3 separate regions of the Mus musculus genome follow, and regions 1 and 3 are each linked to region 2. Evidence: chromatin loops called from intact Hi-C (ENCODE). Cell type or tissue: heart. All regions are shown on one strand.

Region 1 (8,000 bases), 63 kb before region 2:
AAATATTTTCAGCTATATTTTTCCAGCTACCGTATTTTTCAAATAATTCTTCTCTACATTCTCATTCTCTCTCTCTCTCTCTCTCTCTCTCTCTCTCTCTCTCTCTCTCTCTTGTGGGGTGTGTGTGTGTATGCAGGTATATATGTGGATATTGATGCATGTCTACATGTACATGTGGAGACAGGAGACAACCACTAGTGTTGGACCTCAGGAACCATCATGGGGGTCTCTGTAAGCTCTACTGCAGGGAAATGAACTGCAAGGGGCAGAAAGGAAATCTGTCTTAGCCAGTGTTGGTTCAAAATTCTAGTCTGACCCTGTGCGGTTTATTTTAAACTTATTTAAGTATGGTGCAATTTTGGGAAAGAAAAGTTCCCTGGTTACAGTTTTCTCAATTCTGTGTAGAAAATGAATATTTGGGCCTAACTACATGGAAAGTCTTTTGCAAAGTTTAGGTGACCTCTACCGTGAGGATGCATTCTACAGCTTAGGGCCCTAGGATCTGGTGTGGTTTCTGTCATGCAGATAGTGTTGAGGTCACCAGGCTATAAAATACTTGTTGACATCTCAGTCTACTGACTGAGAACAAAACTGCGGATGAAGGTCTAGGGAGGGAGAGTCTGATATAAACTGGGGGAGGGGGGATTTGGGTGTGACCTGACCACACAGGTGGCGCAGACCACCAGGCTATTAACAAAATCCACTCCCAGCCTTCTGGGTGGAAAAGAGGCATATACATCCCTTCTGTTGAAGAGACAAGCCTGCCTGCATGCTTCACATCCCTGGTTTCTATATTCCTTGTCTATGAGCACAGAGACTTCATGCCCTCCACATCCATCATATTTAAAGGTGATTTAAAGAGATTGGGCCTATCACTTGCATGAAACTCACCAAGTAGGCTGGGTTAGGCTAGTCAGCTAGCCTCAGGATTCTGCTTGTTTCTGACTCCCCAGTACTGGAATTACAAAATTCCAAACACATGGCTCCATGTTCAGATTTAAAAAAAAAAAAAAGTTTTGAAGATTGAAATCAGATTCTCTCTTTTTGTTTGTTTATTTGTTTGTTTTGTTTTTTGAGACAGGGTTTCTCTGTGTAGCCCTGGCTATCCTGGAACTCACTCTGTAGACCAGGCTGGCCTCAAACTCAGAAACCCACCTGCCTCTGCCTCCTAAGTGCTGGGATTAAAGTTGTGCGCCACCACCGCCCGGCTTGAAATCAGGTTCTCATGCTTGCACCATCAAGCATTTTGCCAACAGAACTTTCACCAAAGTTTCTTTATTTCCTTTTAATCTTAGGCACTTTTCTTTCATTGCAAAATTTTGTCTGTCTGTCTGCCTGTCCATCCATTTGGATTGGGGAGAAGGAAAGAATGAGCCATAGCAAGTATGTGAATAAAGGTCACAGGACAATTTATGGGAGTCAGTTTTAGGTACTGGGACTTGGACTTAGGTCATCAGGCTTAGCAGCAGGAGCCTTTACACTGTCCATCGTGCCAGCCATGGTACTTTTTTTGAGTAGTTTTAAGAGTAAAAAAGGAAAGCTTTGAGAGCATGTACATGCAAGCATAATTTATTGTCTTTTTCTATTTTACCTTTAAATGTGTATTTATTTTTATTTTATGAATATAAATGTTTTCCTGTATGAAAGAGATTGGGTTTTGTTTTGTTTATGAGACAGCATCTCATGTAGCCTAGGCTGGCTTTGAATTCATAATGTAGCCAAGGATGACTTTGAATTTCTGATGTTCTTGCCTTTTACTTCCTGTGTACTGGCCTTATAATTGTGCACCACCATGACAGGTGTATGTAATGCTACGGGTTATCCCAGGGCTTTGTACATGCTAGGCAAACACTTTACCATTGAGCAACACTTACAGCTTCTGGGACACTTGATTGGTGTGTATGATGGATGAATGGTTTTGGGAGATATTACATAAGTATCCTCAAGTCAAATTGTGTTTATACTTGTGTAGCATCATATGGGATGTGCCTTCAGTATTTTGAACTGTGTCATCTTTCTCATTTTTCTTTGTCATTTTGGAATTAAAAAAAAATGTCCCACCACTCCCACAGATTTTTGGATAGAGTGGATGTGTGTGTTCTATTTTCCATATTGCTAAAATTCTTCAGTTTGTTGAGATATATACATGTAGTATACTTTCCTGGTTGTAATTGCCCCACTTTTTATGTTGGGGATTGAATCCAGGGCTTTATGAGTGGTAGGCAAGTGCTCTACCATTACGTTTTATCCTCAGACTCTATCTCCCCATTTTAAAGGAATATTATTTTTAAATGCTACACTCTCATTTTTTAAATGGCTCCTTTTAATTCTACTGCTAAAATACTTTTGGTACAATATGCCTTTTTTTCTATTTTTTTTTTTTAGTGCAAGTATAAAATATGTCATTTAAATCTCTTTTATCTAATTTAAGGAACTTAAGATTTTCTTCCCAAAATTTCACAAGGTAGGAAAATGATGTACTTTATTTTTGTGAATGATATTGCACTGTAGATCTTGCTGTTTCTTGCTTTGTTCTCAATTAAATATCATGTTTCCTCTACAGCTTTATAGACATTTTGATCAGATTAAGGACATTCTAATTATAGTTCTTTAAGGTGTTTTTAAAATCATATGTAGGTATTGAATTTTATTAAATGCTTTTTCCTGCATGTATTGGGATACTCACATGATCTGTTCTTAAAATTATAATTGATTTCTAATTTTAAACCATCCTTGCATTCGTGGAATAAAACTCAGCCTGAAGGTGTGGCTGGAGAGATGGCTTGTTGCTCTTGCAGAGGACCCAAGTTCAGATCCTATTCTCTGTATATGCAAATACCTGTATTCTCACACCCCAACATACACACACACACACACACACACACACACACACACTACCACTCTTACCCACTTGTTTTTTACATTTCTATCTTAGTATTTTATGTGTATAAGTGTTTTGCCTGGTGCTCACTGTGGTCAGAAGAGGGCACAGGATTCCCTGAGACTAGAATTACAAATGGTTTAGAATGGCCATATGGGAAATCCTCTAGATTTCCCCCACTGTAGTAAGATATTCACTTAGGTGATCCTGTCCCAAAGTCAGCCATCATCCTTATTTTTTTTCTTTCTTTCCATCTGATATCCAATACTTTTGGCTCAATTTTTAACATAAATCTTAACTATCACAACTTATCAGATTTCAACTGCTACTGTCCTGGTTAAAGCCTTCATCATCTATCTTTCTTCAACTGCTGCCAGGACCTCTGGACCAGCCAGTTCTTCATTCTTCACTGGCAACATAGGTTTTATGGTGACAGCTAGTGACTCAAATATTTATCAAGGGCTTCTCATCTCAAAATAATCTCCTAGTTCTTTTGGTGGCCTAGGTCTCTCTCCAGTCACACTGGCCTCCTTAGTAAGGCAGGCATAGTCCTTCCTTAGAGTGTTTAAACTTGCCTAGAATGTTTTCCCCAATTACCCATATTGGGAGACGACATGAGGGCAAAAGCTAGAGGGTATCATAATAGCACTTCTTTTGTCCTTGCCCTATCTATTTCAAAGTCTTTATCTCTGTGCAAAATTTTAAGTTCTACTTTCTTGTATGTTTAGTATGACTCTTCCTTACCAGGAGTCTAGTTTGTCTCCTTGTTCAGTACTAAAACAGTGCCTAGCAAATAAATGAATAGAGAGGGGAGCCAAATTTGAATCAGAAAGTCTCTTGTTGCATAGTGTTTAAAAAACAAACAAAGAAAGAAAGTCTCTTGTTGAGCATTTGTTTAGCACAAAGAGCATTGGATGCTGACTGGTATCAGGGTAAGGCTGCTTTGACAATGCTCCCTCTGGCCTCACTCCCTTTTATACGTACTTCCATCAAACCATCTGATTCAACAATGACAGACCGATCTCTTATGGGCTTGGCACACACCATCTGCCCATTATAAACGTCTGCAAAGACCAAGGTTTGATATGTTGATTTTACTGTCAGCCTTAAGAGTGCGACATCTGCTAATTTAGTGTAATAATACAATCAGTAGACCCTTTAAAACAAGTCCCTTGGCTTGGAACAACGCCAGGCTCCTCAACAGGCAACTTTGCTACTTCTACAGAAAATGATAATAAAGAAATGCTGGTGAAGTCAAATGCTTATCACAATGGTGAACTACTCAGCAGGGAGGCTCTAATAGGCGCCAAGAGCCTAGACTTCCTTAAGCGCCAGAGTCCACAAGGGCCCAGTTAATCCTCAACATTCAAATGCTGCCCACAAAACCAGCCCCTCTGTGCCCTAGCCGCCTCTTTTTTCCAAGTGACAGTAGAACTCCACCAATCCGCAGCTGAATGGGGTCCGCCTCTTTTCCCTGCCTAAACAGACAGGAACTCCTGCCAATTGAGGGCGTCACCGCTAAGGCTCCGCCCCAGCCTGGGCTCCACAACCAATGAAGGGTAATCTCGACAAAGAGCAAGGGGTGGGGCGCGGGCGCGCAGGTGCAGCAGCACACAGGCTGGTCGGGAGGGCGGGGCGCGACGTCTGCCGTGCGGGGTCCCGGCATCGGTTGCGCGCGCGCTCCCTCCTCTCGGAGAGAGGGCTGTGGTAAAACCCGTCCGGAAAATGGCCGCCGCTGCCGCCACCGCCGCCGCCGCCGCCGCGCCGAGCGGAGGAGGAGGAGGAGGCGAGGAGGAGAGACTGTGAGTGGGACCGCCAAGGCCGCGGGCGGGGACCCTTGCTGGGGGGCGGGTAGGGGCGGGACGTGGCGCGGGAGGGGCCCGCGGGGTCGGGCGACACGGCTGGCGGATGGCGTCCCTCCTCTCTACCCTCCCCCTCCCTCTGCCGCCGGTGGTGGCTTTCTCCACTCGTCTCCCGCAATCGCGAGCGACGGTTCTCAGCGCGATCTCCCTGGAGCCACCTTCGAATGACGCCCTCCCGCTGCCCGCCCCATCTGTGCGCATCCTAGGCCCCAGCTGTGCAAGCGCCCTTGTCGTCTGGGCTTCGCCAGTTGGGGCTGCGCGCGCTCCTGCCCTTCTTGGGGCTTTGGGCCTCGGCACTGTCGCGCGCCCGCGGTCCCGGCCTCTCCCTGGATCGCGCTGTCCCCTTCTCCCTCGCGCGCCCCCACTCCCGTTACTTGCTCCCCCCTCACACACACAGACTGGCGCGCGTGCGCAGTCCATCTCCCGTTGGGAGAGTGCGCCACAAGGGCTCCTGAGCTCTTACCCCCATCTCTGGGTTTTGCTCCCTCCTCCTCCTCTCCCATTCCGTGACTTTTTGCCCCCACTGCAAGCGAGTCGGTCCATCAGCTCCATTCCCCACTTGGCAGGAACAAGTTGAGGGTTATTGTCCACCCACAAAAAGGACTAGACATTATGTTCCTAGGTCCCACAACTCATCATAAAGAGATGGTTGTAGTTCTCATCAGGAACCGTGGGCAAGGGACTGTGCGTTCCTCAGCACTCGAAGCTCTTCCGTGAGACCATGCCCGCAGGGTGCTCTGGTTCTTTGGGGATGCTGTGCTGTGGCTTCGGAATATGAGCGTCTTCCCACCCTCCCTCCCCTCCCTTCGCCAGCGATCATCCAGTTACATAAGTGGAATGGGACGTTGTATGTAACGGGCTCTCTTCGTCCTGGAGCGCTCAGGATCGCCAGTACCAAATGGGGCGAGATCATCGCATCGCTGTGACTCCTGTCACTTATCTTTGAAAGTTCATTCTCTTTTTAGTTTGGTTATGGCTGAATCACTGAAAATAAAACACAGGTGACTTTTATGTGGCAGTGGCAATGTTTCTGAGGTTTTGCACTAAAGGTTTAAAGTCATCATGGAGTCTAAAAAAGATTCCCTCTCACAAGAGAGACCCTGGTATGACATTGTTCAGTATGGACCCCTGAAGGGCAAAGCTTGTTAGGGGATACCTCTATGCTGGTTCCTTGTATGTTCGGGTATAGGTTGATCAAAACAAAAATGGGCTCCACCACAAATTTGATATTCCTGACTCATAGTCAGGCAGATATGTACTCTTGGTTAATTTTCCAGGAACACAAATGGGCTCTGTTGAGTCATTTGCATGTTGACTCCACTGTTTGGAATCATTACAGTGAGGCAGTAGGCTCAAATACAGGGTGGTTGATGACGATCATGAAACAGAATGGACTAATTTATAGTGCTAAGTGACTGAGATGTTGTAGGACAAGTTCTAGATATTTTGTTATACTACATAAATGAAACCAATTTGGGCCTGGGTAGTAAAATTTCACTAATAGGTAATTATTACTGTAGAGGAGAATTTTGGGTTTGTGGTTGGAATTATGTGAATCTCAGCAATTTCAATTAATAACATGATTAAACTGATATCTTAGGTTCTTTGAAATATGTCGAATCTCTATAAAAAGATAAAATTTGGATTGTTAGGTCCTTGGGGAGTTTCCACCAAGGATTTGGAAAAATATATTTACAGACTTTTGGTTTTTCGTTTGTTTTTAACTTCAAATTCAAGTCATACTCAGAAAGCCTAGGAAACACTTGCTTTTATTTTCTTACCTGGATATGTCAGAACCTTAAAGAGTCCAAACACTGTAAAAGTACAAATGATCTAAAATGAGTTAATACACATGGCCGACAGAGTGCATTCACTTTCACAAACACACCCAAGTCTTGCTTGTCAAAAAATTCCAAGGTTTGTACATCTGAGCCTGAGCTCAGAGTTGGAACCTTTACTTTGTTTTTATATTCTTACAACAGGTTTGCTTCCTCAGGTGCCCCTCTGGTTATCTATTTGTTGTACCCATAGCTCTTTAAACATCGTAAGCAACTTCTAGAACACAGTTTCCTTTCAAAGTGCCTGGTGACATCTGAAGCTAGTGTGTCCTAAGAATTTGAAGAAACTGTATGGCTTTCTTGCTAGTATTGATCTATCACATATGCCTATTTTCTTTCCATGAGAATGTGTCTTGAGTACTTTAAAGCTACAGTAACAGGTCACTATTTCACTGAAGAAGAAAGCATCATGTTGTCCATTGTACTCTAAGGATTATTTTTTTCCTTTTTTTTTTTTGTTATTGTTATACTGGTGGTCAAACCCAGGACCTCATGCATGCTAGGCAATCACTCCACATCCTTAGCCTTCTACTCTGTTTTTTGTGCTGTTTGACTCCTGAGGTACATATGACCACAAAGACTACACATAGACCACAAAGATTTTGGAAGGTTATGATATGTTTTTGCAATCTGTGTATTTTCCAGATAGAGTGGTTCACTCTACCTGATCTGCTTCTATGAAGCCTAATCTATTGGGGATAGGGAGGCAAAGCTATGGAGTTTAAGGAGAAATCAGCTAAACCCTTGTTCCAGTGCCCCAACTCCACCCATGAACTCCTGAGAAGTTTTTTTTTTTTTTAAACCTAAAATAAAGAGCAGCAGAGGTAAACGTGTTAGTTTGTTTGCATGGTAAATGATATATCCTGGAACCTGTTATCTTTTCTAAAGGTAATTGTCAGTGAGAATCTTTTTTTTTATTCATTATTCTCATATATTGCATCCCAACTGTATTTTCCACTTCCTCCTCTCCTCTCAGTCCCTCACTCCTCCCTTCTCCTTCCCCATCCACTCATCCTTTTCCCTTTAGAAAAGGCAGGCCTCCCAGGCATATCAATGTAGCATGGCATATTAAGTTTCAATAAGACTAGTCACCTTCCCTCATATTAAGGCAGCCCACTAGGAGGAAGGGGATGCCAAAAGTGACAGAGCTCCCCACTCCCTCTGATGGGAGTTCCACAAAAACAGGTCACTCGGTGGGGAATGTTTTAATTGGCTAAGAGCAGTTTACCACCAGTGAACTACTTCTGGGAAGCATAGACTGATGGACAATGACATTTCTAGTAGCCAGTGTTTTTAAGCGCAGCCTAGACTAGAGAATTCCAGGAAGTGTGGCAGAATATCTCATTTTAATCACCTGCTCTGGTAACATCTGTGCAGCAAGCCATGTGGCTAACAGAAACAATCTTTTTAGTTGGGTAG
Region 2 (8,000 bases):
TGTTATTCTCATTGCAGATTGTTCCAGCCTAATGTAAGAGGAACAGAGCAGTGTTCCCTTGGAGCCTCATGTGGACAGTTCTACCTGTAGTGACCAGTTGGCTATAGTAGTTATTAGCTGGAACAACCAGACAGGGTACATGCCCCCTCCAAAATCCATGTTGTACTCCCCTCTGCCAGCCAGGGGGGGTGAGATCTGTAGAATAGTGCAGCCAGTGACAAGCCACCTTGTGTTTGTCACCAGCTCAAAAACTCATCTAAGGTTGGGAGCAGGCAGACAAGGCAGAGAGAAAGATCCAGGACAGACCTAGCTGGGCTGGAGGGGTCTTGAAAAGCCCTCTGTCGTATTCACCTTCAGTTTTTGTGCTTTGGGACAATTACTTTAGAAAATAAGTAGGTCGTTTTAAAAACAAAATATTGATTGCTTTTTTGTAGTGTTCAAAACAAAAGGTTCTTTGTGTATAGCCAAATGACTGAAAGCACTGATATATTTAAAAACAAAAGGCAATTTATTAAGGAAATTTGTACCATTTCAGTAAACCTGTCTGAATGTACCTGTATACGTTTCAAAAACACACCCCACTGAACCCCTGTAACCTATTTATTATATAAAGAGTTTGCCTTATAAATTTACATAAAAATGTCCGTTTGTGTCTTTTGTTGTAAAATCAAGTGGTTTTTCATAAGGTTCTTTTACTATTTGAAAAGATGGGCAGCACGCGGTTTCATTTTATTTTTGTAAGTTTTTTAATACATGTGAAAGCAAAGAATACTCAGCATGCCTTTCTAAGTGATGCGTTTGCACCTTTTGTTGGGAAGTACTGTATCCTGTGCTGTTAGCATTCTCGATAAATCTCTCTGTGAAAGTGACTCAAGGTCTGGGCTTTCATTATAAGTCACCAGTCCCCTCCAGCTCACCTGACAGCATGATATGTTTGATTCAGCTATCCCTGAACCCCAGTAGCCTCTCTCAGGATAGGTGTGGGAGGGTAGGGAAGCCTATTTCATATACTGGCATCCTCCTTAGTTTGCTCTGTGTCAATATTTTTCAAGCATACTACACCAGCATTCGACAGGAAGGCCTGACACAAGTGTGCCTAGAGCATAGCTTCCCTCTCCTGACCAGTGTGGCAGGGGCAGCTGCTAGGTCCTGGTGTGCCATAGTGTTAACACTTTCCTCCCAACTATGAGGAACTGCCCAAAGGGAGTCCTTGTGTCACTGGTTTCCTGTAAGAATATGAGCCTTCTGCAGCCACCTACTCCATAGGTTGATATGGCCTGGAGGAGAGGATAATGGCATGTCACAAATAATTGTGAGCATACCTAGAAGCTATCTTGAAGTTCTGGCCTCAAATGTTACATGAAAGGATTGATGATTCAACCTATAGACATGGAGAATACACTGAGTACCAGGTGTGTACCAGACACTGAGAGTCCCCCGTCCATAAAAAGGACCAAATCCCTGCCCATAGAGTTTAACATATATACACATGATAATTTTGGATAATGGAGTTGGCACATCTTAATATAGACTGACCCATGAGAAACCACTGGAAGCTCAGCATATGGTTAACCTCTTGGGTTGTTTTGGTTTTAGTCAGGGTCCAACTTCTACTCTAGGCTGGCCTGGAACTGAGTATGTAGGGTGATCTGCCTCAGCCTCCCAAGTGCTGGAATTACAGATATGAGCCACCATGCCAAGCTTTGTTTTATAATAAGGTCTCACTGTGTAGCTCTGGCTGACCTGGAACTATGCATTGTAAACCAAGCTGCCCTTGAAATTTTAGTTATCTTCCTACCTCTGATTCTAGAGTTCTGGGATTACAGGTATGCACCACCACATCTAGTTTGACCTCATCTTGAGAGTGGCCACAATTACTGTGGCTTCAAAGAAGAGGCCCCAGTGGGAGCCAGCCATGGATCTTGTGTAGACCTTTCTGAAGACATACTATAAGTTCCTTAGAGGTCAGGCTAGTGAGAGAGAACCCTTTGTAGTTAGGATTGATATGACAAAAAGTGTTTGTTGGGGAAACTGGTCAGGAGAAGAAAGCTGCCGCTTTACAAGCATGCTTTCAGCTGGCCAAACAAGGAATACCAAGTTGCTGCCTGTGGATCATCCCTGGGCAGTGAGAAGTGAGAAAAGTTTAGAGGTACAGAACTCCAGCAAGCTCAAGGTGTGTTCAAGAGAGGAGCTGGGTTTAGGAAGTTTTCCCCACAGCTGTTTATGTTCAATCTTATCAGGAATGGCTACAGCAGGGGTGTATATGCAAACTCAATTTCAGAACAGAATAAGTTCTTTTCAGGACACCTACTAAACAGGGTTTGGGTTTTTTGTTTGTTTTGTTTTTTGTTTGTTTGTTTTTTTCAGGTTTGGTCTTGATCTGAGGTAGGGTTGCACTTTGTATCCCTGGCTGACCTGGAACTTAAACCATGCTAACCTCAAATTCACAGAGATTCACTTGCCTTTGTTTTCTGGGTGCAGGAATTAAAGGGGTGTACCACCAAGCCCAACATCTAAAGAGTTCTATCTGGCTTAAGGCTGTTGGTGTATATAAGTTCAGGTGGGTGGACAGAGGCTGGCTATGCCATCTTCCTAACAGCTCTTTTAAAGAGCTGGGCTTTAGTGATTTGTACTTGAGGAAGACCACCTGAGCAGGGAGCACTATCCAAGCCATACAGTCTGTGCAGGTGAGTGGCAATGGCTAATGCTAAGAGTAGTGCACTCATATGAAGAGGACTTCAGAGAGCATAATGAGAAAGTAGTGTGCGCTGAGATGTGTGTCATAGTGACCAAAAAGGCCAAAGAAAACCCTGAATGGAGAACAGTAGAGGAATAGGCAAGAGACACTCATTCATGTGGCTAAAGGTCACAACAGGTGGTATCACCAACAACTACTCTAGAAAGGGGTAGGAGAAGCTGCTAGACCCTACTATCCTTATGGAGAGAAGTGCAAACTAAGATAAAAGTGTGACAGAAAAAGGAAAGGGACATTTAGAGCCGAACACCATGTGTATGTTAAGAGACATAAATGTGTTAGTTGGAAAGCTAATTAGAATCCTGCACAGGCAGATTCTGTGATCTAACACTTGCTGGCCCAGCTGCTGGAAGGTTCCTGGGGGCGTGGTGGGGGCATGGAGATCTAGCACACAAGCAGTAGCATGGTATACACTCTTCCAGACCATTCTCAGGGCATCCATCCTTATCACCAAATGACTACAGTCTGCCAGAGGGCCATTTTGTTACCCATATTTAACCCTGACTGACCAACAATTTGGCTGGCTCTCAAACTGCTCCCCAACTAAAGCGAGGGTAGCCTCTCCGTGACTTTCACCAGGCTTGGCATAAACTGCCTTTGTAGAACATCGTGTAAAAACATCGTGCCCTTTGTCTCTAGAACTGGAAGTCATTCTTCATCCTGTTCAGCCCTATTCAGATGTTTGTGTAGGACCACAGACCTCGGTTCTCCCATTAGGGACTCCCTCCTACGTAGCAGAGCTCCTTCCCCGCGTCAAGGGCGGCGCGGGACGCCCCCGTGTGGCGGAAGGCCGCGGAGGGCAAGATGGCGGCGGGTCGAGCGCCGCCTCTTCCGCCCGGCCGGGTGTCGCACGAGGCCGGCCTGAAGGGGAAGTGAGTCAGTGTCCGCGGACCCGGCCCGCTAAGGCCCGCGCCCGCCGAGGCCCCGAGAGGCCTCGGCCCGGGGGCGGCGGCGGCGGCCATGGCCGGGGGGCCGGGCCCCGGGGAGCCTGTGGTTCCAGGCGCCCAGCACTTCTTGTACGAGGTGCCACCCTGGGTTATGTGCCGCTTCTACAAAGTGATGGACGCCCTGGAGCCCGCCGACTGGTGCCAGTTCGGTGGGTGACGGCAGGCCGGCGTGGGGTGGTGGACTCAGGCTTCTGGAGCTGAAGCCTGATGTTCCCCATCCCGCAGCGGCCTTGATCGTGCGCGACCAGACAGAGCTGCGGCTGTGCGAGCGCTCCGAGCAGCGCACAGCCAGTGTTCTGTGGCCCTGGATCAACCGCAACGCGCGCGTAGCTGACCTCGTTCACATCCTCACGCACCTGCAGCTGCTGCGTGCGAGGGACATCATCACAGCCTGTGAGCGAGCATAGCCCCAGGGACCCTAGGGATGGGAACCCAAGAGGGGTGACGGGTACAGAGTTTCCTGAGACAGGGAACCATATGGGAACTCCCCCCCCCCCACCCCTTCACTTAGAGATAGAGAGCTCTGAGTCACAACCCTCCTTTCCTTCCTTGTTATCCCAGGGCACCCTCCTGCCCCCGTTGTGCCCCCAAGCACCGCTGCCCCAAGGCCCAGCAGCATCTCTGCAGGCTCTGAGGCCGGGGACTGGAGCCCCCGGAAATTGCAGTCCTCTGCCTCCACCTTCCTCTCCCCAGGTAAAAAGAACCCGGGTGTTGGGCTTGATATGCCTGAGGAAAAGGCCACCATGACTGCTGACATGGCTGTAGACTGCTGCTGGTCTCTGCCTCTCACTGCCATCTTTATGAAGCTTTTCCAGGCTCCCAGACCCATTCTGAGTCAGAGCTCCTCCAGGTTCCACTCCCTGTTTCCCTCGGGCCACCACTACCATCTTCAGCCCCTTCCTCCACCAAGGTAGGTGTCTCTTAACCCCCAGGGAATTTTCCAGACAAAGAGGAAGAAACTTAACCTTTGGTGTACCACAGAGCCCAAATCAGCACAGCCAGGTCATCTGAGAGACAACTAGTGTTGAAGGGAGCTTTCAACCTGGACCAAAGGGAATAGATAGGGTCCTCGCCTGGTCCATGGTCTCTTCCAGCAGTCAAGCCCAGAGAGCCCAGTGTCTGGCCTCCAAAGAGCCCATCCCTCCCCGTTTTGCTGGCCCTTCTGTGAGATTTCCCAAGGCACCTGCAACTTCTCTGAAGAACTCAGGATTGGAGAGGGTGGTTTTGGATGTGTGTACCGAGCAGTCATGAGAAATACTACATATGCTGTGAAGAGACTGAAGGAGGTAGGTGTAACATTGGGGTAGACACCTGGAAGACAATCTATCAGTCCTTATTTGTCTAGTTCCTCCCTCCATCAGCCCCTCACTTCTGCAGTCTCCAGCCTCCCCAAGCAATTCCTTCAAGGACCCCAAGCCTTCCATAGATTTGGGCCTGGAAACAACTGGCAAGCTTGGCTCATGTCACCTACTTTCCCTACCTCTTACCCCACCATGCCTGGGGCTACAGGAAGCTGACCTAGAGTGGACTATGGTGAAACAGAGCTTCTTAACAGAGGTGGAACAGCTATCAAGGTGAGCCTTGGGGGTCCCTCCTGTCTAGGGGCACAAGGTGAGCCACACCACGGCCTCATCAGTCTTTAGGACTGCACAACACAAGATCTGGCTCCCTTGGGCCCTCAAGGCCTGGCCTGGCATGGGTGAGGGAACATCAAGTGCTGCCTACCTAGCCTGGCCTGATGAAAAGTAGTAGAACCCAGAAAATTAAAGAACTCAGACTCCACTCTTTATAACAGGTTTCGTCACCCAAATATCGTAGACTTTGCTGGCTACTGTGCAGAGAGTGGCTTATACTGCCTTGTTTATGGCTTCTTGCCCAATGGCTCCTTGGAGGATCAGCTCCACCTTCAGGTAGTCCTTGCTGATCTGGCACCTTTATTGGCATAGCCCCTTAGCCTGTGTCAGGCAGGACTTGGGCTTCTGGCTCCCCCTCAAACTCAAGATTTGGCCCAGGGTTTTCTTTCTTCCTTTTTACTGGCTTGATTGTTTGAGACAATACCTCACTACCCAGCTCAGGCTAGCCTCAAGCTGGCAATTCTTCTGCGTCAGCCTGCTCTATGCTAGAGTTACATTACACTCAGCTTGGCCCAAGATTTTCCATACAATTCTTTCCTCTGTCCTCTCCCCACTGTTCCTCTATTGGGAGTTATTGGCTTTGCAAGCAGAGTAGCTAAAGGATTTAGTATTTAGTCCACATATAGCTCTTGAGGAATGAGGACCAGTGGAGACAGGCTGTCAGACTGAACCCAAGCTTGAGCCATGCCTGAATGTCATACTCACAAGCCACCACATATACAGGATAAGAGCTTCCTTCTCAAACTGTTTTGAGAGAGGAGAGGGAGAAGGGCACCAGCACTTTCTGTTAGGTAGAGCTGAGCCCATCACATTTTGTCTTGAGTCCTGTGAAATGTTCCTAGCTGGTATCCCAGCTGTAGAGTGCTTGCCAAAACCTTCGGTATAGCTTTAGCTACCACTTGCTCGTGAATTAGGTCATAGACAGTCTTACTCCTCATTCTCCAGAGGCTCAGAATAAAGCTTGCCCCAAGCCGCACAGTGACAGGTGAGGGGAATTTGGGGGGGGGGGGTCAAAGAACAGCTGCCCTGAGCTGCCTCTGTGCTTCTGTCTTTGTCACTCCAGACCCAGGCCTGCTCCCCACTTTCCTGGCCTCAACGACTGGACATTCTTCTGGGCACAGCCCGGGCTATTCAGTTTTTACATCAGGATAGCCCCAGCCTTATCCATGGAGACATCAAGAGGTGAGGAGGGGCTCAGAAGAGCTATAGAAAGTCATATGGCCAGGGAGACAGTGACCCTCTGCTCAATGAACAGCTCTGTTCTGAGTGTCCCTGTGATATTCTTCCTGCCCAGTCCTGTGAATATGGGAACAGGTGTTGCCTGGGACCTCAGAGCTGAGAGTACTTAGGGCTATGAGTACCCCTGCATGGTGCAAGTATACAAATAAAGCCACGGTGGTGAGCAGAAGCCAAACAATGTGAAGGGGCTCAGGGACTGCGGGCCCTCAGACAGCTGGGATGCAATGCAGCCACTTTCCATAAGCAGTACGCCTCTAGTCCAGTTTATCAGGACCATTTGGGTGTAGGGGACAGAAAAACAGAAAGGTAGTAGGACCTGAACTGGTGCCATTCTTCCGTTTGTTTCCAAGTTCTAACGTGCTTCTGGATGAGAGACTGATGCCCAAGCTGGGAGACTTTGGCCTGGCTCGTTTCAGCCGCTTTGCGGGGGCCAAAGCAAGCCAGAGCAGTACTGTGGCCCGGACTTCCACAGTTCGAGGTACCCTCGCCTACTTGCCTGAGGAGTACATCAAGACAGGCCGACTGGCTGTGGACACCGATACCTTCAGCTTTGGGGTGGTGAGCCACCAGCCCTTCTGTTGGCTTGGGGAGGGAAAAGCACCAGTAAGTAAAGTCAGGAAAGCCTAGAGAATTCTAGGCCTAAGGCAGAGGTGAGCCTAGTGGGGAGCTAGCATAGCTTTGGCCTTAGGGATCACCCTGCCTCATACACCTCCCTCTTCCCTTGCACTAAATTGTGGTCATAATTTGCATCCTTTTGCTTAAGCTTGCATCCCATAACAATGCTGCCCTTGCTGGGAGGTGGTCTGTACCTGCCTGTTCCGGGACTACTTTCCCACTAGTCCTGATCCATGCCCATGCTACAAGCCTCTTCTACACACAATTTCTCCCTGCTAAAGTGATGTTGTCTATCCCCCCTCTAGGTAATACTGGAGACCCTTGCTGGTCAGAGGGCTGTGAGGACACAAGGTGCAAAGACCAAGTATTTGGTGAGCCTCCTAAGGTGGAGCATGGAGGGAGGGAGGGGCAGCTGCAGCCAGTGGGTACAGCCCCAGAGGGTGGGATGGTACAGATCCTTTACATTGCCCCACAATAGCCTGCTACTGCTGCTGCTGACTCATCTTTAAAAGTGGGTGAGTCCCAAGCAGTTTCTTTTACCTTGCACGGAAGAACCTATCTTTAGTTTGTACCTAGACCTTGAGGATAGGGATGTAATCTCAGTGGTAGAACCTTATTGCATGCAAGGCCCTGGGTCCTATCCCCATCAAAGGGGAAAAAGAACTTTGACAGGTTCCCCCTCTGCCTTGGACTGGGGATAGAGAGGGGGCTATTCCAGATACCCCGGGGACCAAACCTTCAGTGGAACTTAGAGCAGGGCTGAGTAAAGGCAGTAGGAAGTAGGCAGGCTGTTAAAGTAGCAGCTCCAAG
Region 3 (8,000 bases), 390 kb before region 2:
AAGACCAACCTGGGCCTTTATTCCCAGCACTGGAAGACAGAGGCAGGTAGAGCTCTCTTGAGTTTGAGGCTAGCCTGGTCTACAGAACTTCCAGGATAACCAGAGCTACACAAAGAAAACCAGACTTGGGGATGGAGGGTGGACGGTACCAACATTGGTTACATGGCAAGGCCCTGTCTTAAAAAAATAAAATTAAAAAAATTTTTAATTCTGTGTCTCAGCTAGGCTGTAGTGGCACACACATTTAATCCCAGCACTCCGGAAGCAGAGGCAGGTGGATATCTGTGAGTTTAAGCTCAACCTTGTCTACAGGATGAATTTGAAGACAGCCAGGACTATACAGAGAAACTCTATCTTGAAAAAAATAAACAAAATTCTCTGTCTCATTCTAACTTGTTAGGGTTTTGTTAGGCTGGGTTGGGTTTTGTTTTGGATTTTGGTGGTGGTGGTAGTGTTTGAGATAGGGAAAGGGTCTTATGGTGTATACCTAAGGCTGACTTTGAAGTCCAGATCCTCCTGCTCCAACTACCCAAGTACTGGGATTATAGACCTGTGCCACGAAGCCCAGCTTTTCTTTCTTGTTTTGGTTGTTTAGTTTGGTTTGATGTTTGGGGAAGTTGGTTTTATTTTGGCTTGTTTTTTTTAATAGCTCTTAATTTATTCTTTGAGAATTTCATACATGTATACAATGCATTTAAAGCATATCTACCCTCCATTCTCTCTCTCTCAACCCCTCTGGACAACCTCCCCGATCCCCCACCCAATTTTTATTTTTGTTATAACCCATTAAGTACAATAATTGCTTCCTACATTCTCATGAGCATGGAACCATCATCCACTCCTTGAGCAATTACCAAGGGGCCATGAAGAAAAATTATATTCCCTAGCAGCCACTGATGGGAAGTGGATCTTCCAACAGATCCTTAGCTAGGGGTAGCAGCTTGTGAACTACACACACTCAGCATGCTGGCCAACTTGATCTCATGCAGGCAACTACAGCTACTGTGGCTTCATGTGTACCACAGCCCTGTCATATCAAGAAAATAGCAATTCACAGCTCTCCTCTAGCGCTCTTTTGTTAGTTTTCTACTCTGTTTGTTTTTGTAGGGTGGGGGTGGAAATCAGAACCCTTGCCTACTCCAAAATCACTGAGCATCTTCTCCAGCCCAATTTTTCCATTGAATTTTTTCACTGCTACCTTATTTTTTTTTTAATTCTGATTTAGAAGAGGTGATTTTGAAACAGTATCTCCCTCAATATTGGGAGAATATATTACCACCAAATCTGGCCTTTGTTACAGAGACAAGACTTCATTCTGCATCATCAAACTTTTCCTGCCATTATTTTTCTAACTTTCCAAATTGAATGACCATCTCATTGCCTTCTAGCTCCGGTGACATCTGAGGCCTTACCTCACAGGTTTTGTCTTTCTTTTATGTGCTGCCTTTATCATCCTTAAGCTCTAATGAATTCGATGTCTAGGGTTTCATCTTGAACCCAGCAGTGTCATCTACTCATCTGTATTGGTACAAGGCTGGTAGAGGCTTAAGTCTCAGAGATCCTCTGATATATATGGGGAGGGCATAGTAGATATATTTCTAGCTGAGTGGTAACCCCAAATGAGGACTAAGATCACCACTGGTGGGGAATGATCTAGGTCGTGTCAGCTCTTTCTGACATGTTTCTTCTTCTGCAGGGTGACCTGGCCAAGAAGAAGATCTATCCTACCATCTGGTAGGTAATATTTCTACACTACCCCCCAAAATACTCTCTACCAGGTACAGGCCTTGGCCTTCCCTAGCCAGTCTGAAAACAGCTGTATTGTACCCTCAGGTGGCTGTTCCGGGATGGCCTTCTACCTGAAGATACCTTCATTGTGGGCTATGCCCGCTCACGACTCACAGTGGACGACATCCGAAAGCAGAGTGAGCCCTTCTTTAAAGTGAGTGTGACATTGGATCCTGGAGCCTTGTGCTGCCCTTTCTTCTACTCCACAGCAAGACTAGCTCCAGGCATCCCTTGAGAAGACATGTCCCCATTTCCATCATAAGCAATAGTTCCCTCCTTTCTCATTTGACTTATTAACAGGCAGGGCCACCCAGAACACTCAATCTCTGACACCTCACATCCTTGCTTTCCCTTGCCAACCACACAAAAGTTGTGTCTACTTAATTGTGCCACATTCTTCCTGACCTTTGAACAAAGACAGGAAGAAGGTCCCTTCAACCTCATATCTGTCTCCTAGCTCCACTCTGGCTTCATCCTGCTATGCTCTGGTACCACACTGGATCATGCCAGTAGCTGGATGAAAGGACCCTTCCAAGTACCTCTTTTCTACAGTAATTGCACTATGTTGACATTTTCTCACCACCTATAGTTTACTGTAGTAATTTTGAAGAGACAACCTTCTCCATCATTCTTTTTTCTCAGGTTAGACTTTCCTGAAATCCAGTTTCTACTCTAGGTATGAGGGCCCCAAGGATACATAAAAATGTGCCAGTGATTTGCCCCACCTGCATATATTCCTGCTATGTGCCTTAGCCCTCTGCCTGTGGGTACACAAAGTTACCATGATAAAGTAAACTCCTGTGCTTGTAGAGCAATGACAGGGACTCAAGGAAAACCCGCCTTACCTGTGGAACAAGAAATTGTTGAGAGAGTGAGGGGGGTAGGCACAGAGAGAGAAAGAGATCTTCTATTCCTTTAGGGCAGAACAACTGTAGACTCTTGAGAAAAGTAGAAGTTGACATTCATCTGTGTATCCCCAGGCCACTCCAGAAGAAAGACCTAAGCTGGAGGAGTTCTTTGCCCGTAATTCCTATGTAGCTGGCCAGTATGATGATGCAGCCTCCTATAAGCACCTCAACAGCCACATGAATGCCCTGCACCAGGGGATGCAGGCCAACCGTCTATTCTACCTGGCCTTGCCCCCCACAGTCTATGAAGCAGTCACCAAGAACATTCAAGAGACCTGCATGAGTCAGACGTAAGACCTGTCTTTCTTCACTCCTGTCTGTTTGTTCCTGTTTCTGCTACTCTAAATAGCCCCCAGGTCAAGCCAGTCTATGCAAGTTGAAAAGATGAATGCCCCTAGTGTGTTGTCCATATGGAATAGCATACCCCCCCCCCCAAAAAAAAAGGAACAGGCTATACACACACACTGGGCAGCTTCTACCTTCCAAGGCTCTCACTACAAAATAGTGGCCCCTTGCAACATTTCCCACCAGGACCATAAGATGACAGTGTTGCTCCACAGAACAGATGCTCATTGTGAGAATTCCTTCCCCCACCCCCAATCCTCAGCAGATCCACAAGGTGGCAGTGTTGTTTCATAAGAGAGCACTGCTGACTGCAAACCATCTTTCTCTTCCTCCTGAATTTAGAAAACAAGTTTAGCACTCTGAGTGTCAAAGAAAGAAACCTGGTCTTTTAAAATCTATGGAAATCTGGGCAAGGTGACACATAAATAATTTCAGTATGATGGAGATTGAAGCAAGAGGATTGCTTGGAGTTCAAGGCTAACCTGTAATACAGAGTGAGACTGTCTCAAACCAAAAAAAAAAAAAATTTAGCTGGGTGTAGTGACACACAGTTGTGATTCCAGTACTCAGGAGGCAGGAGGATTATTATGTTGTCAAGGCCAGCCTGGGCTACATACGTACTGAATTTGAAGTCATTCTAGTCTTCATAGTAAGAATATGTCTCAAAAAAACAAATAAAAGCTAGTTTAAAAAATAAGTAAACTCAATTAAAGTCAGTTGCGTTGGGCGATGACGATAGTCCCTGCTACTGAAGGGATGAGGGAGGAGTACCCTTTAACCCAGGAATTCCAGAACAACCTGAGAAACACAATAAGACTTCAAGAACATAAAACCAATGAGGGGAGCCAGACATGATGGCACAGTACCTGTGATCTCAGCTCTTGGGAGCTGGAAACAGGAGAAGCAGCAATTTAAGGTCATTCTTAACTACATAACAAGTTCTTGGCCAACCTTGGATACATGAGACTAATTAAAGTAAAACTAGTAAGGAAGCTGTGTCCTTCTTTCCTGTTGGCTGCTGGGCCACTTCTGACCCTCTAAGGGTCTGGCATTGGGAGGTGGGGAACAAGGCCACCCAAGGTCATGCTACCCTAGCACCAAGGTGGAAAAATCCCTGGAATTGTTCCAGTCCCTACCATGTTGTCAGGGAAGCTTCTAAGATGCTGTCTATTCAGGATAAGGATCAATAGTAGCCAGCAGAGCTTCCCTGAGTCACCTGAGAATACAATAGATGAAAGCCCTGCTCCCTGGTGTGAGGGTCAGAATGACATGGCCATAGGCCTATTCCTGGGAAAGGTTTGGGAAATAACATGATTGGGGGCTCCAAGCAGAGGCTGGAACCGCATCATCGTGGAGAAGCCCTTCGGGAGAGACCTACAGAGCTCCAATCAACTGTCGAACCACATCTCCTCTCTTTTCCGTGAGGACCAGATCTACCGCATTGACCACTACCTGGGCAAAGAGATGGTCCAGAATCTCATGGTGCTGAGGTGCATAGGGGATGGGGTGGAAGGGAACCAGGGCAAGGGTGGCAACATAAGGAACCCCACCTGCCCTGCTGCCCCAAAGTCAAATTCCTCCTAGATGCTGGCCAGGGTACTAAGCTTGGTACTTAGCTCAGATACAGCCACTATACTGTGGAATCCCAAATGTAGCATCCATTCATGAACCCTTCCAAAATGTCTCTCATGCTAGCCTCTAAACGAACCTCCCACAGGTTTGCCAACAGGATCTTTGGCCCCATCTGGAATCGAGACAACATTGCTTGTGTGATCCTCACATTTAAAGAGCCCTTTGGTACTGAGGGTCGTGGGGGCTATTTTGATGAATTTGGGATCATCAGGTAAGAACCCATATCCTACCCCAACTCAGCTCATCTTCACACTATGAGGGCTAGTGTTCAAGTGACCTGTTGGGGGTAGCCATGAAGGGTATAACTCCCATCTAGCCAAACCCCAAAGGGTTAGGATTAGTATCTACTAACTTGTCTTAGGATACTGGGAAGACACTAGGGGTAAGGAACCAAGGTTTTCCAGTTTGTCACTAGGAAGCCTTGTTTGGTAATCCTAGGGCAACTAGAACTTAGTTATCCCCTTGGCCTCACCCTGGAAATGGCACTTGACTAGAGCATCTGCCTCTTCTGCTACTAGGGATGTTATGCAGAACCACCTCCTGCAGATGTTGTGTCTGGTGGCCATGGAAAAGCCTGCCACTACAGGTTCAGATGATGTCCGTGATGAGAAGGTAGGTGGAGGCATGTCCACCAGGTCCCCAGCAGCCATGCCCCATAACAAGTAATTCTATGACAAGGCACTGGGCTCTTGTCCTACATCCTCCCTGTTACCTGCATTGGTTCTCTCCCAGGTCAAAGTGTTGAAGTGTATCTCAGAGGTGGAAACTGACAACGTGGTCCTTGGCCAATATGTGGGGAACCCCAATGGAGAAGGAGAAGCTGCCAATGGATACTTAGATGACCCCACAGTACCCCATGGGTCCACCACTGCCACTTTTGCAGCAGCTGTCCTCTATGTGGAGAATGAACGGTGGGACGGTAGGTGAAATTTCTAGGTTCCAGCAAGGCAGGGTTAAATGTGCCCACAAAGAGACACTTCTTGTTATGATCATGGTATGAATACATGGTATTCAGTAGTAAGGGATGCTGGAGAAGGAGGGCTACCACAAGTGGGAAACGACCCTAGTCATTACTTATTCCACGTGTACACATTCACACATATACACAGACACAGGAGCTCTCTCTCATATACACACAGCACAAGATAGGAAAGCCAGTCCCTGAGGTCATCCCTGCTCTCTAGGGGTACCCTTCATCCTGCGCTGTGGCAAAGCCCTGAATGAACGCAAAGCTGAAGTGAGACTGCAGTTCCGAGACGTGGCAGGTGACATCTTCCACCAACAGTGCAAGCGTAATGAGCTGGTCATCCGTGTGCAGCCCAATGAGGCAGTATACACCAAGATGATGACCAAGAAGCCTGGCATGTTCTTTAACCCTGAGGAGTCGGAGCTGGATCTAACTTATGGCAACAGATACAAGGTTCAACAGGGAGGACCATCTGGGCAAAGCCCTAAGGGAGGCCCTGGGTGGCTGAGTACAGTAGTATCAGCAACATCCCCCTTTCCCAAACCTGCAGAATGTGAAGCTCCCTGATGCCTATGAACGCCTCATCCTGGATGTCTTCTGTGGGAGCCAGATGCACTTTGTCCGGAGGTGAGGGACCCCCAGCCTAACACAGGCAAGAGGGATGGTTTTCTCCCTCTGTCCCTGTGTGCCTCCACTCCATCCTACACTGTATCCCTTCAGTGATGAACTCAGGGAAGCCTGGCGTATCTTCACACCACTGCTGCACAAGATTGATCGAGAAAAGCCCCAGCCCATCCCCTATGTATATGGCAGGTAAGGGAAGGATGGGAGCTAAGAGGGCCAAGCCAAATGAAGCAGGGCAGTGGGAATACCAAGGATAAAGGTCACTCATGTCTCTCCTTTACCTCCCAGCCGCGGCCCCACAGAGGCAGATGAGCTGATGAAGAGAGTGGGCTTCCAGTACGAGGGTACCTACAAGTGGGTGAACCCTCACAAGCTCTGAGCCCTGGAAGTTACACCATCTATACTCTGCCTCTTCTGGCCACCCTTTCTGCATCTTCCCTTTTCACCATCTAACCCTATATTAGGACTATTGACCCCATATTGGAAGGACTTTGGGACCATAGGCCTTAGATACACATTCTAGTTCCTGGGCTTGGACCGCCATTTTGTCCTATGCTGCTGCCACTGCCACCACCAGTAAACCCAGCTACATTCCTCAAATACCAGGCATTTAAAACTCATTGTAGGGTTTCAGGGCCACCACTGGCCCTATCTGAGCCACCCATCTTTCCACAAGACCTGAATCACCTCCCTTCCAGCCGCTGCAGAAAGAATGCCTATCAGTCTGCCCCTGGACTCCTTAAGGAGTTAGGAACAATGGGGAGGAGCCTTAGGCCTCAAAGGGACAATGACCAAACCAGACTTCCCAGAGGCTATGGGCAAGCTCCTCAAAACTTGAAGGAAGTGGTCAAGGACACCTATGTGAGAGGACCTGCCCATGGCCACACTAGCCTCAGTGCTACTAGACATTCCTCCTCACCAGATGGAAGAGACCTCATGCTGCCTAGCAATATTTTGGGGGCTCTAGATGTCCCCTGACCAATTCCATACTCCATGGTCAACCTCATCCCACCTATGGGCAGCCTCCTTACCAAAGGAAGGCAAGCACAGCAGCTAGAATTTTCCTATCCCAACCCTGCCATTAAATCCTCAAAACAGTTTTACCTGTCTCCTTGTTCTTTTCTCCTTGCATCCAGGATCATGAAGGAGAGACCTATTATTTCCCCACTTCCCACATTTGTTATTCAGGGTTCTATAAAAGAACAGAACTGATAAAACATATACTAGAGTTGCTTAGAAGCTACAGTCCAAATAGTCCAACAATGGCTACATATTTTGAGGAAACACCTGAAGCTGATGCTAGAGCAGTCTCTTAATTTGAAATCTTCTGAGGGCTCAGTAGGACTGAGAAGTTTTATAACTGTTGCTTTATACCATGCAGTCATCTCATGCTGGCTTTGAAATCACAAAGCTCCACCTGCTTCTGACTCCCAAGTGCCAGGCTTAAGGGTGTGTATCACACACTATAGAATATTTTTATTCTTTTCAGGCATGACAGTTACACTTCTTTTTGGGGTTTTTTTTTTTGTGTTTTTGTTTTGTTTTGTTTTTTGTTTTTTTTGTTTTTTGAGACAGGGTTTCTCTGTATAGCCCTGGCTGTCCTGGAACTCACTCTGTAGACCAGGCTAGCCTTGAATTCAGAAATCCGCCTGCCTCTGCCTCCCGGGTGGTGGGATTAAAGGTGTGCGCCACCATGCCCAGCTGACAGTTACACTTCTGGTCAGTGTCCTCCAGAG

Evidence for each region. A loop is a pair of places that touch in the nucleus more often than their neighbours do. Peaks named below come from ENCODE experiments on the same cell type or tissue, not always from the same donor. Only the 100,000 strongest peaks of a DNase experiment are listed, where the experiment ranks them.
Region 1: a loop joins it to region 2, with 4 times the contacts of the local background. A loop is called at or near these places in 11 of 42 quality-filtered maps.
Region 3: a loop joins it to region 2, with 8 times the contacts of the local background. A loop is called at or near these places in 11 of 42 quality-filtered maps.

What each region holds. Positions count from the first base shown.
Region 1 is chrX:74,082,193-74,090,192 of GRCm38, reverse strand. Mecp2 (methyl CpG binding protein 2) reads left to right here and starts at 4,503. Exons shown (of 4, transcript NM_010788.4): 1 at 4,503-4,683. In heart, no CTCF peak of the experiment used is centred here; DNase peaks (open chromatin) are centred at 4,422, 5,122 and 5,572; H3K4me3 peaks cover 2,285 bases; H3K27ac peaks cover 1,833 bases; H3K27me3 peaks cover 995 bases.
Region 2 is chrX:74,019,461-74,027,460 of GRCm38, reverse strand. It overlaps Irak1 (interleukin-1 receptor-associated kinase 1), which reads left to right and starts at 3,540. Exons shown (of 15, transcript NM_001177973.1): 1 at 3,540-3,851; 2 at 3,928-4,095; 3 at 4,264-4,395; 4 at 4,509-4,612; 5 at 4,797-4,988; 6 at 5,212-5,276; 7 at 5,498-5,612; 8 at 6,400-6,518; 9 at 6,926-7,133; 10 at 7,496-7,561. The coding sequence starts at 3,716. It overlaps Mecp2 (methyl CpG binding protein 2), which reads left to right. Exons shown (of 4, transcript NM_010788.4): 4 at 1-869. It overlaps Mir5132 (microRNA 5132), which reads left to right and starts at 3,863; the gene lies at 3,863-3,933. Mir718 (microRNA 718) reads left to right here and starts at 3,525; the gene lies at 3,525-3,612. In heart, a CTCF peak has its summit at 3,528 (motif pointing left); a DNase peak (open chromatin) is centred at 3,560; H3K4me3 peaks cover 1,753 bases; H3K27ac peaks cover 1,955 bases; H3K27me3 peaks cover 677 bases.
Region 3 is chrX:74,408,850-74,416,849 of GRCm38, reverse strand. G6pdx (glucose-6-phosphate dehydrogenase X-linked) reads left to right here. Exons shown (of 13, transcript NM_008062.3): 3 at 1,697-1,734; 4 at 1,834-1,942; 5 at 2,769-2,986; 6 at 4,373-4,531; 7 at 4,759-4,884; 8 at 5,192-5,285; 9 at 5,406-5,592; 10 at 5,858-6,093; 11 at 6,191-6,267; 12 at 6,361-6,453; 13 at 6,553-7,367. The coding sequence ends at 6,643. It also overlaps a transcript of Ikbkg not described here. Among named protein-coding and RNA genes, the nearest start is that of G6pdx, 16 kb to the left of the region's middle. In heart, a CTCF peak has its summit at 3,290 (motif pointing right); a DNase peak (open chromatin) is centred at 3,279.